Linked DNA regions of Homo sapiens: regions 1 and 3 are each linked to region 2. Evidence: chromatin contacts called from ENCODE Hi-C or POLR2A ChIA-PET data. All regions are on one chromosome and are shown on one strand. The core of a region is the stretch at or near the end of the contact, and the rest is flanking DNA. Distances in the headings are between cores, read along the strand shown. Region 1 overlaps TBC1D2B (TBC1 domain family member 2B). Region 2 holds the start of SKIC8 (SKI8 subunit of superkiller complex). Region 3 has its middle 87 kb from the start of TBC1D2B.

Region 1 (4,168 bases), core at 1,633-4,132, 280 kb before region 2:
GCACATGGCAAACATCCATAAAAGTGTTTAGTAAAGATGGTGTTGGGTACTTTCTGAGCATATTTCTGTCATCTGAGTAGCCCAAACAATGCAGGCTGGTGCTGTAAGCTCAGAGAAGGGAAAGGTCATGTCAAACTGAAGCAAGGCTTCACCTGGGCCTACAGGGGTGGGGCAGGAGAAGCAAGGAGACTGCAGTAAGCAAGGCCTAGACACAGGGCTGGTCCTGAGTCGTGGAAACAAGAGGCTGAACTGCGTGAATCTGTAGATTTCTCCTGGTTCAAGTATTTCATGAGTCTCATATTTTTTAGAAGACAGGTTATGAGAGGGTTCTTAATCCAAGATCCATCATTGGCTTCCAGATTTAGTGCTTTCCCCAAAAATATATGGGGGGTGTGTGTGTGTGTAAGCTCAGTTCCCCACTTAAGGGTCCCTTTGTTTTGAACCACCTGTGGGTAGGGCTATGTTTTAGGAGAAGGTTCCTATTCCTTGGAAGACTGGCTCCTCCTGAAGTAAGGAAGGATCAGAAGGAAGGCTCCCTTACTTACACGAAAAATAGGTCTTGCAATCAGAAGACCTGTGGTAAGTCCCCGCTCTATGACTTGATTACTAGGGGAGAATGAAGACATTACCGTTCTGCTGACCTGACAGCATTTGTCATGAGCACCAAATGAGACACACAGTTGTGTACGGCTCTCTGCGAATGGTTCCTGCTGTTGAAAAAGGGACTTCAGAAATGGGGTGCACTACCCTCAACAGTCACTAGCACATTTACCTGACAAGATGAGGTTTAACAAATGCTTGCTCCGGCTGCTCTTGGCTCTCAACCTGCAGAGCATCCTCCAGCAACTGGGCTATGACCTCCCGGGTGGGCCCCTGGTCTTCTGAGCACACTGGTGTCTTCATTTCTTGGAGCAATATCAGGTATTTACTTTCTATCTGGCAGAGCTTGGCTTCCAGGCTAGAATACTGCAGAGAATGTGGTGGTTACCTCCATTCAGACAGAGACACAGGAAGAGCAATCTTTAGGTACGCAAATGACCAGTGAACAACAAACCCAAAACTATTAGGAAGTGAGCCAGAGACAGACTGTAGCAAAGACAAGAAATTAATTTATGCCACAGACCACCTTTCATGTTTAAAATGGCCTGCAGTGGGTTCCTCTCTTCCTTATAGAAGGAGTGCTGATAATCAGACCTCTGGATGCCAACAAATGCATCACCTCTGGACAGAGGTGGAGAGAGCAGCAGGAACCAGGCTACATGCCAATTACTGAGGTCCAGCTCGGTGCCATCTGGCACATGGCCCATGAGTGGCCACTCCATGCTATACCCATTCTTTCTTAGGACACTGTGGTCCAGGACTAGCTCCCATCTGCCACCTTATCAGACAAATCAAATATACCCTAGAAAACATGCAGGAATAAGGTCTGGGAAGATGCTTCAAGTTCTGTTCAAAAAAGTATATCAGGTATATAACAGCTGTTGACAAGTATCATTTGATTACAGCTCATTTGATGACAGCTGAAATGTTTGTGGTCCCATTACACTTTGTGCAAAGCCCCTTCCAGCCATAATCATATCTGACTTTCACACCAACCCTATTGGGTTCACAGAGGAGGCATTTACCTCACCATCTCCATAAATACAAAACTGAACAGCATAAATCAAAACCCAAATAATCTTAATTTAGGTGACCTTATAATTATGTACTTACTTTGTTTTCTTCAAAATCTATTAAAAATGCTTATGAACAAAGGTACACAAAGAAAGCAATACCTTATGTTCTTTTTTTAACTAGAGAAACTGAACACATTTTCTGTAGCTTCTCATTCTTACTTATCCAGTTTATGTGAAAAACTCACATCTCACGGCATTTATCTGTCTTCATCAGAGATAATAAAATGAGACTAACTATACAGCTCTATGTATTATATGTATTTTAAATATATTTTGTTATCAGTAACCACATCTCTCCAAGCCTGGGAGTTGAACCGCTTTGTAAAGCATGCTTATTTTTAATGGTTTCCTAACCTTACCTCCCACCAGGTAATAGAATCCACCTATCCTGACCCACCTTTGCCATCAGATCCCTCTCTCTCCTTTCTGCATTTCTTCGTAGAGCTGAGAGTTCCAAAATCTCCTTATTTAGAAATTTGTTTTGGGTTTTGTACCCCTGTAGATTATCCTGTTAGAAAAAAAAAAAATCCCTGAATTCACATTGGTTGAATATTGACTAATTAATTACCCTATGTAGTCAGTAGCTTGCTGCTTCACCAATCAAATAGCCCTGCTAAGTTAGAGTAAGTTCTAAAGAACTAGAAGTTGTTAAAAGGCACTTCCTAATTAATCTTTTTGGCCATTTACAGTAGTAGAAGGCAGGCAGGCATGACTGCCGTAACGGAGATGGAGAAGATATTTTTATTTAATTGTGGTAGTTTTTCTCAACTGATGACAGGAGAAATAAATATGACATATTCCTAAATCTATGCAAATATTTTATCTATCCATATTCCATATTCATTGAGGTGGTTAAAAAAAAGCAATACCTTACTTTTTTTTAAACTAGAGAAACTGAACATATTTTCTGAAGGTTCTCATCTTCACTTATCCAGTTTACGTAAAAAAAGTCTACATACATATACAGCCCATAACTAAAAATCACTCTTAATAACAAATCCTATGACCTAAAACGTATAAGGCACGTAAGAGAACATATTCTTCAACACTGAAAAATTTCAAACTTACAGAAAAGTTGAAAGAAAAGTACAATGAACACAATATAGCCTTCACCTAAATTAGCCAATTGTTAACCTTTGCCTATTTGCTTTCTGTCTATAAAAGAACATAACAAGCTGGTGACAAGTTCTGCCGAGTCCAACTTTGAGAGCAGGTCGGGGCAGGACACATGTCATATTGGCTTCAGCCCTTGAAACTCCAAGCAAGAAAGCTGAAAGGATCCAACAGCAACAAAAAGCAAACCAAAAAGGGGGTGAAGTGTTTTCATGTAAAACACTGAAAATGAAGCTCAGAAAACTTCCTTAGACTTTCCTAATAATAAAAACAATGAACTGAAGAAGCTGCTAAGGATACTAAACCGAATCACCTCTGAGCAGTGACTTCTAAATGTTCTTTACAAATTTAGTCTTTTATAAATGTGTCTCTTCTCCCCCAGCTTCTGTTTCTCTTTTATAATCTGACAGGCTGGTGTGTGAGGTTCCTAATCTCCCAGTCACAGAAGAAATTATGTTCAAGACAGCTCAAACGGCAGGCCAGGGTAGTCAAGACAGACTCTGGTGATATCACAAGCAGGAGACTGCTGCCGCTCCCCAGAGATGCGGCTACAGAAACTCCCCATCGCCAAACAAGAAACCACCACGGGATTATACCACTTCCCCCATAAAATGCAGAAGAACTGAAAATGGTTCAATGTTCCCTTTAATCACTAACATTTACGGAGCACTTGCGATGGGTTACAGGTGCCCCGTGCTAGGCATGTGAGATTCCTAATCTTGTTTAAAACTCCAACTCTTAGGCAGCCATTCTCACCATCTTTATTTTTGAGGTGAAGAATTGAGCCATAGAAAGCTGCCCAGTTACTGTCTAGCCTGCAAATCAGACTTCTGAGAGCCAGACCAGTGGGCTCTTAGCTCCATGGTCTCAGGCCCGACTCCCACTAGAACTTCGATAGGCATCATACTCAGCCTGAGCACATTCAAGTACTTGTCACGTCATGACAAGTACTTGAAATGTTGAATGTTGGACTTCCTTTTCTCACCTGAATCTCCTTTCTACTGGTGTCTTAAAAGCTTTTTTTTTTTTAAAGAAACAAGGTTGGCTGGGAATGGTGACTCATGCCTGTAATCCCAGCACTTTGGGAGGCCAAGGCAAGAGGATCACTTGAGGCCAGGAGTTTGAGACCAGCCTGGCTAACATGGCGAAACCCTGTCTCTACTAAAAATACAAAAAAAATTTAGCCAGACGTGATAGCGCACACCTATAGTCCCAGCTACCCTTTCTGAGGCATGAGAATCACTTGACCCCAGGAGGTGGAGGCTGCAGTGAGCCAAGATCATGCCACTGCACTCCAAACTGGGTGAAATAGTGAGACTCTGTATCAAAAAAAAAAAAAGGGGGGGGGAGACAGGGTCTCACTCTTGCCCAGGCTGGAG
Region 2 (3,845 bases), core at 15-2,514:
GGTCCTATTTTAAGTAATACACAAAGATTTAGCTCACTGAAACCTCATAACCCCGCTTACTAGGTACAGTAGTTCTTTAGCTGAGGTTTTGATTTCCACAGTTCCAGAGGTCAACCGTAGTCCAAAAATAGGTGAGTAGAGTGCAGTAAGATATTTTGAGAGAGACCACATTCACATACATTTTATTACACTGTTATAATTCTATTTTATTATTATTGTTGTTATTCTCTTATTGTGCCTAATTTACGAATTAAACTAAGTAATCACAGGTATGTATGTGTAATCTGTATGAGAAAAAACACAGTATAGATGCTCCTCAACTTACAATGGGGTTACTTCCCAATAAACCTATGTAAAGTTGAAAAATTGTAAGTCAAACCACGGTAAGTCAGTCAGGGTCCTTCACTATCCAAGATTTCAGACATCCACTGGAACGTACACCCCGCAGATAAGGGGGGAACTACTATTTTTTTATTATCAGTTCCACTTTTCTAGTAAGAAAAGGGAGGCTTAGAAGCGGTTAAGGAAGCTTCCCCAAGGGACACTAAAAGGTGGATACAAGCTATAGTATAGGCTACCAAGATACACTACCTCTTACTTCAGGGTCTTATGAAGGTCAGAGCTAAGAGACTTTAGACCTTAGCCCTCTCTTGCCATCTTCTCTCTTTGGGAAACTTTTCCCTAAATTTCCTAGGCAGAATTCATCACTGACTCAGTGTTTCCAAGGAACACTACAGATGCCTCTATGAAACTACTCAGGCAAGTCAACAGCCCACAGTATTGCACGGTACTTGGCGTAAAGCGAACCCAGCCTCTGTCTGTACCCGTCCAGTGATGTCTGTATCTGTCCAGCACGCTACCTAAGACAGCGTGGCCCACTACTGGAAAACTTCGGTTAATACAGCCCTCCCAGCTACGGATAAATGATCTCCTCCGCAGAGAAACCAGCCCTAATCTCGATACTGCCCAGAACATTCTCAGGACGCAAAAGGAGGCCACCCACGGGCCTCCCCCACTCCCCTCAGGCCCCGTACACCGAGGAACAGCCAGGGCAAATGGAGCCATGGAAGCCACCCTCAGGCCCCAGGGCCTGGAGCATCCCTGAACGGACCTGCTTACAGGCAGCCTCGGGCCCAACCTCGCTCACTCGCCCTCTGGCCTGGACTGTCAACGGCCCTAATGACCCCAATCCCCAACGGCCCTGCGCTCCAACTCACCACTGCACTGCCAGGCTGCACGTCGGAAGCCGGGCTCCGCGCGACTGCGACGCGCAAAGATGAGCTATCGAAGGGGCGGGGCATCGCGCCGGCCCCGCCCTCACGGCTCGGAGCACTCCGCAGCGCCCGTTGCCGTCGCTATGGCGGGCGCGGGGCAGACGCCGACGAGGGTGGGCGGAGAGAGGAGGGAGGAAGCCAGGTCCTGCTTCCAGAGGAGTGGTAGTTGGAAATTTGCTTCCGGAAGCGCAGACGTTTAGCTTCCGGCAACTGCAGGTTTAGAGGTTTGTGTTGCAATTTCATTTTGTACTTTTGAGATTGGACTAAAGCTAATAACTTCTGTTGCTGAAATAAATTCAGTGAAATCGAGCTTTGTCTTTCAAACTGCTAGTCATGACCCATTAACGTGACAGATATCAGTTTAATAGGTTGTCAACTGACTTTTTTTTTTTTTTTTTTTGAGGGCCAGGCAGAGTAGCTCACGTCTGTAATCCCAGGACTTTGGGAGCCGAGGTGAGAGGCTTGCTTGAGCTCTGGGTTTCCAGACCAGCCTGGGCAACATAGCGAGAGACCTCGTGTCTACTAAAAATAAAAACAATTAGCACATGCCTGTAGTTCCAGTTACTTGGGAGGCTGAGGCAGGAGGATCGCTTAAGCCCTGGAGGTTGAGGCTACATTGAGCCGTGATGACGCCACTGCACTCCAGCCTGGGGAACAGAACTAGACCCCGTCTCAAAAAAAAAAAAAGAGATGGGGCTGGGTGTGGTGGCTCATGCCTGTAATCCCAGCATTTTGGGAGTCGGAGTGGGTGGATCACTTGAGGTTAGGAGTTTTGAAATCAACCTGGCCAATATGGTGAAACCCCGTCTCAAGTAAAAAAAAAAAAAACAGAAACAAAAACAAAATTAGCCGGGTGTGGTGGCATGTGCCCGTAATCCCAGCTACTTGGGAGGCTGAGGCAGGAGAATCGCTTGAACCCTGGAGGCAGAAGTTGCAGTGAGCACAGATCACACCACTGCACTCCAGCCTGGGCAACAGAGTGAGACTGTCTCGAATAACAACAACAAAAAAAGATGGGAAGAGGCTCATGCCCCATTATGGAGGCCGCCCTGTGGCTCAGATGTGGTGGCTCACTCCTGTAATCCCAGCACTTTGGGAGGCCAAGGGGGGAGGATTGCTTCTGGCCGTGATTTCAAGACCAGTATGGGCAACATGGCGAGACCCAATCTCTACAAAAAATTTTAAAGTTACAGACGCAGTGGTGTGCACGTGTAGACCCAGCTGCTCAGGAGGCAGAAGTGAGGATCACTTGAGCCCAGGAGTTTGAGGCTGCAGTGAGCTATGATTGGGCCACTGCACTGTAGCCTGGGTGACAGAGTGAGACCCTGGCTCTAAAAAATATTTTTCGAAAAAACTAGTTTTGAAGTTCAAATATATATATAGAGAGAGAGACGGAGGACTATTAGACCACTTACAACTAGGTGAAGTTCATCTTTGGGGGCTTTTTTTTCTTTTGAGACTGAGTCTTGCTGTGTCACCCAGGCTGGAGTGCAGTGGCGCAATCTCGGCTCACTACAACTTCTGCCTCCTGGGTTCAAGTGATTCTCCTGCCTCAGCCTCCCCAGTAGCTGGGACTACAGGCACCCACCACCACACCCGGCTAATTTTTTTTTGTATTTTTTTTTTTAGTAGAGACGGGGTTTCACCATGTTGGCCAGGCTGGTCTCAAACTCCTGACCTCAGGTGCTCCACCCACCTCTGCCTCCCAAGTTGCTGGGATTACAGGCATGAGCCACTGCACCTGGCCATCTTTGGGGGCTTTTTGAGGAGGCTATGTGTGGTGAGAAATTGGCAAATACACCCACATCTCCCAGGACCTATTCTCTTGTCCTCAGTAATCTCACATTAACACAAAAGAGAAGACATCCTGCAGCTCTTCTGCTGCACACATGACTTCCCTGCATGCCAGCATCCTTAACCCTCAAGTTCACATGTTTCAGAGTGATATGACTAATTTTTCTCAGTCACATTGACTGGAGAGCTATTTCTCTCCTTCCCAGCTCTGTGACATCTCTGTCCATAGAAATTTCATCCAGCCCCAGTGGACCCTCTGCATGTCACTGGCTTAAAAAGTTTGGGTCAAAGTGAGCAGACTTCAAGACTGAATTGTCAAAATTCTTATGTGGCATCTCTTATAAGTCAAGATATCCTTGTAACCATTCTGGATCTATTGGACCAGGGTCAGGCATGTGCCCCTGAAGCTAAGGAAGAATGTACAAATTATATCATGAAGCCAGTGAGCTGATTTTCAAACTTAGATTGACTTAAGTGCTGACTGGTGTTCGGGCACATTCCACAGAGCTAAATACACAGAAACTGACCCTGCAATGGCTGGGATGTGGGTTCCTGAAGTGTGGAAAGGAATTAACATTAGTACTACAAAGCAATGGCTTTTAGCAGTTAAATGAGTGACCTGCTGCCTTCCTGTATAACCAGTTGCCTTAGTTTTGGCCAATCTGCTGCTTTGTTTTTGTTGGTGACATTTACGGGTTTTTGTGGGTTTTGGAAATAGATTATTATGTAACCTCTCCCACACCGAGATAATTGGGCCATCTTCACTCTAACTTTTAG
Region 3 (4,160 bases), core at 731-3,230, 310 kb before region 2:
GTGCTCGCGCAGCTGCGGTGGAGGTTCCTCAGTGCAGGACGTGCAGTGTGTGGATACACGGGACCTCTGGACACTGCAGCCCTTCCATTGTCAGCCCGGGCCTGCCAAACCGCCTGCACACCGGCCCTGCGGGGCCCAGCCCTGCCTCAGCTGTTACACATCTTCCTGGAGGGAGGTGAGGCCTGGGGGTTCAGATCGGGGGAGGGGATGCCCTCAGACCCTGGCTGTGCCCTGACTCCTTCCCTGCCCACCCAGTGCTCCGAGGCCTGTGGCGGTGGTGAGCAGCAGCATCTGGTGACTTGCCCGGAGCCAGGCCTCTGCGAGGAGGCGCTGAGACCCAACACCACCTGGCCCTGCAACACCCACCCCTGCACGCAGTGGGTGGTGGGGCCCTGGGGCCAGGTGAGCCGGGCTGTGGCGGGGAGCAGGGAGCAAGTGCTTGGTAGCACCTGGTCAGTCCTGGGTTGGGTGAAGGAGCTGTGGAGTGTGTGCTGTGAGCCAGGCTCTCTGTGGCCCCTGCACATGCAGCAGTGACTGGACAGCCCTGCCATGCTGGCGCTCACACCTGCCAGGGAAAAACGGACAAGGAAAGGGCACATGTGTTATGATGTCAGGGAAGGCCTTCTGAGGAGGGGCCTGGGGTTGAGACCCGAGGGGAGGAGTCAGTGATGCCAAGGACACGGAATCGAGGGGACAGCAGGTGTGAAGTCTGAGGCAGGAATGTCGAGCTTGGGGCGATCAGGGAGCCCAGCAAAGGCCAGCGGCAGAAGGGGGCGTTAAGAGGGGCCTCGGATGGGCAGGATACCTTCTGCTGGGCCTGTTTGGAACTGAGGGGTTCAGAAATCTCAGGTTTGGGCCCTGAGCTGGGTCCTGGAGTCAGCTGGGCCAGCGTTTGAGTCTTTGTCCCACTGGCTGCTGAGTGACTGGGCAGGTTGCTTTGCTTTGCTGGGTCACTGTTTTCTCATCTGTAAAATTGGAACAGCTTAGGAGAGGAGGGTCAGAAGGATTAAATGAAGGAACGTAATGAAGCACAGGGCTGGGCACAGCACGACACTGGCAGAGACTCAGCGCATGTTCAGGGCTGATAACAACGAAGCCTGGCGGGCTGGGCCCCGGCTGTGAAACTGTCTCCTGCCCTCCTGCCCATGGGCTGCGGCAGGTCCTCTGCCCTGTCCCTCGGGCACAGTGGTGTCTCGCCCACATCTCTGCCCACTGCTGCATCAGGGCTCCATCCCGGGGCCCCTGCCCAGGCTTCTCAGGCATGTCCTGTGTGAGGGGCTCACTGCCCTGCAGCCCCGAGGGCTGTCCCACGGTTCTCATGCCCCTTCCCTCTGCAGGAGCCAATCCCACAAGTGAGAGTGGGGTTCCGGCACCAAGTGGGCTCTAGGAATGGGACCAGGTCCTCCAGGAAGCACTGAGAGGGCGGCTGGGAGCAAGGCCAGGCCAGTCAGGCACAGGGCACAGGGACGGCTTCCCAGAGGAGGTGTCCCTGCCCCCACTGCTAGGGCTGGCCCTGGAGACAGTCATTCCTCCCCTGCTCCCCCCAGTGCTCAGCCCCCTGTGGCAGTGGCGTCCAGCGGCGCCTAGTCAAGTGTGTCAACACCCAGACAGGGCTGCCCGAGGAAGACAGTGACCAGTGTGGCCATGAGGCCTGGCCTGAGAGCTCCCGGCCGTGTGGCACCGAGGATTGTGAGCCCATCGAGTCTCCCCGTGAGTCCCCTGACCCCAGGCTCCCTGCTGAAGTGAGGTAGGGTGGGGAGGGTGATGGGGAAATGGTGTCGTCAAACCATTGTGCCCACGGCACTGGCTGGTTCCATCTGTAGTCTGGGCTCAGGAGCCACATGGCCACTGAAAATCCTGATGCCACAGGATGCCTTGCCGGAGGCTGGGCTGTGCTGGGAGTCAGTCAAGGGGTGTCCCAGCCACACAACATCCTGCAGGCAGCTGTCTGGCCTCAGGGGAGAAGAGGGAGTGGCCCTGGCCCCTGAGTTGCTGTGTGAACCTGGGTAAGCTCTTTCTCCTCTAGGTCTCAGTCTTCCCACAGTGAAGCCAGGGATGGCCCTGAGGCTGTGTGAAAACAGCCTGGGTGAGACCCTGTCCTTAACCCTGATCTTAACCCTGACCTATCTATTCCCTGGCTAGAGGACTGCCTAGAGTGAGCAATAGAACCACATGAAGGGCCTCCCTCCCCTGCCCCCAACATGCGCGCGCACACACACACACACACACACACACACACACACACTTCCTCCAGCTGCAGCTGCTCCCAGCAGTGCTGAGGGCAGGAAACGGGGTGGCCCTGGAGTGTCACCTGGGATCCCCTCACCAGCTGTGTGGCCTTGGGCTCCCATTTCCCTCTCAGGGCCTTCATGTGCTGAATAAAGGGGCTGCCAAGCCCCATCCTTGCATAAATGAGGTCTGGGCATGAAGGGCACAGCACTGCGTGGGCATCCAGGTGGTGCTCAGGGAAGGCAGCTTTCTCCCCTCCCCCACAGCCACTGTCATCCCCAATTGCAAGGTCAGGGAGAGGGCCTGGGGCTGACCCTGCCAGTCCAAGGAATCCAGAAACTGTGGCATGAACAGCTGCGTCCCCTGTGCTATTGGCTGGCTGCTCCCTGACCCTAGAAAAGAGTCCTCAGCCAGGGCACTCACGCTGACATTCGGGGCCTCCTGCGATCTCCCCGGTCTGCCTTCTCCGCTTGTCCAACGCAGCCTTCTTTACCTGCACCGGCTCCTGGGCAGCCCTCATTCGGGCTCAGAGTGGCCCCTGCCATGCCTCGCTGCCCTGCCTCTGGCAGGGGTGGCCTTCCTGCCTCAAACCCCATTACCTCAAGGTCCAGTGGCAGTGCCCCCACCCTGTCCTGCCTGCCCTCAGCACGCACCCAGCCAGCATCTCAGAGCACTCCTATGTGCTGCCTGAGCTGGGTGCTGGCACCACGTCTCTCACCTTTATGGCTAGGGCTGGCCACAGGGAGCGGGGTGGTTATGATCCCAGTGGGGGAGGACCAGATGGGGCAGAGAACAGAAACTGAGGCCCCTGGGGGCCTAGAACCAAGGACGGATGGCCCAGGAGGCTCTGGGCTTGCAAGGTCTCCCAGGGGCGGGTGTGAGTGGGCTGCAGGGAGTGGGCTATGGGGGCTGGTTAGGTGGCTGAACTAGAAGCTGTCCTAAGTGAGTTTTCTGCCATCAGTGAACAGTGGAGGGGGGCTGGGAAGGTGTCCTGGACTTTGAGATCTGGAATTCCCAGATGTTCTGCTGGTCTGTGGGACAGTTGGTGGGACATGTGGAAAGCTGGGAAACGCGTGTGTGTGTGCTCACTGCAGTGACACAGCATGGCCATATCCGTTTGCTGTGGAGGTGGGGTTGACAGAGGAGAGAACCGAGGCCCAAGAGGTGAAGCAGCTTGTCTGAGGTCACCCCGGGCGACCAGGATGCAGGCCTGCAGATGTGCACTTTGGAGCTCTGCCTGGAGCTGGGGTGGAGGAGCCTGCCTGCTGCCTCGTGCCCTCTGCCGGGCCTGGGGGATGTCCCAGGCCCAGGGCTGGCTGCTGTCCTCCTGCTCCTCTTGCTGGAGTAAGCAGGGCCTGGGGTTTGTTAGCAGCAGCGGCAGCAGCAGGAGCAAGGCTAGGAGGCTGGAAACAAGCCACATCCCAAAATAGCTCTGATAACCATGGGGCAGGAGGGCCCAGCCAAGCCTCAGCCCTGACAAGCACAGCCTGCAGCTGGCCTCCCTCCCCACTGGGCCTGGGCTCAGTCCCTGGTTTCCACTGATGGCCTGTAAGGCCCACTCACTCTAGGCTTTGTGGCCCACCTGAGAAGTGGGAGGCTGGCCTGGGAGATGGGACCCTGTGACTCAGAACCCGAGGCTGTGTACAGCCCCCGTGGCTGGAGGTGGTCACAGAGGCCTGGCAGGATAGGTGCACTGGAGCAGGGGGAGGTGGCGGGAGTGGACGGCAGAGGTTGCTGCAGGCTGGCAGGAGGCCCCTGGGACCTCAGTTCTGTGCCAGGATCTGTCGGGGAATACCAGGGGTGAGCAAGTATGGAGATGGGGTGGCAGGGTGTCACCCTGGGCAGGCTCTTTTATGGGCATGTGAGGGGGTCAGGGTGGGGTCTCAAGACCTTTCCTCCAGAAACTTCAGCCCAGCAGCGCCCGTTCTTGA

Evidence for each region. A loop is a pair of places that touch in the nucleus more often than their neighbours do. ChIA-PET counts read pairs that join two places held with the same protein, here RNA polymerase II (POLR2A). Pooled maps may share reads with other maps.
Region 1: a pooled map shows a loop between it and region 2 (3-fold over the local background). The contact joins the enhancer-like site here to the promoter of SKIC8 in region 2. A Hi-C loop is called at or near these places in 2 of 50 pooled maps. POLR2A ChIA-PET finds 5 or more read pairs at or near these places in 4 of 52 experiments (Caco-2, T-cell, activated CD4-positive, alpha-beta T cell and 1 more).
Region 3: a loop to region 2 is called in a pooled map, with 3 times the contacts of the local background. The contact joins the enhancer-like site here to the promoter of SKIC8 in region 2. A Hi-C loop is called at or near these places in 4 of 50 pooled maps. POLR2A ChIA-PET finds 5 or more read pairs at or near these places in 2 of 52 experiments (Caco-2 and activated T-cell).

What each region holds. Positions count from the first base shown.
Region 1 is chr15:78,015,774-78,019,941 of GRCh38, forward strand. TBC1D2B (TBC1 domain family member 2B) reads right to left here. Exons shown (of 13, transcript NM_144572.2): 7 at 2,074-2,184; 8 at 773-966. Among named protein-coding and RNA genes, the nearest start is that of TBC1D2B, 60 kb to the right of the region's middle. Within about 2 kb of position 2,883, at least 6 of the 41 ENCODE cell types and tissues checked have a DNase peak (open chromatin) inside an H3K27ac peak, as active enhancers do.
Region 2 is chr15:78,298,345-78,302,189 of GRCh38, forward strand. SKIC8 (SKI8 subunit of superkiller complex) reads right to left here and starts at 1,265. Exons shown (of 11, transcript NM_025234.3): 1 at 1,218-1,265. RefSeq lists enhancers at 463-1,430, 983-1,332, 1,431-2,397, 1,573-1,662.
Region 3 is chr15:77,988,462-77,992,621 of GRCh38, forward strand. It overlaps the pseudogene ADAMTS7P3. Among named protein-coding and RNA genes, the nearest start is that of TBC1D2B, 87 kb to the right of the region's middle. RefSeq lists a silencer at 2,333-2,422. Within about 2 kb of position 1,981, at least 6 of the 41 ENCODE cell types and tissues checked have a DNase peak (open chromatin) inside an H3K27ac peak, as active enhancers do.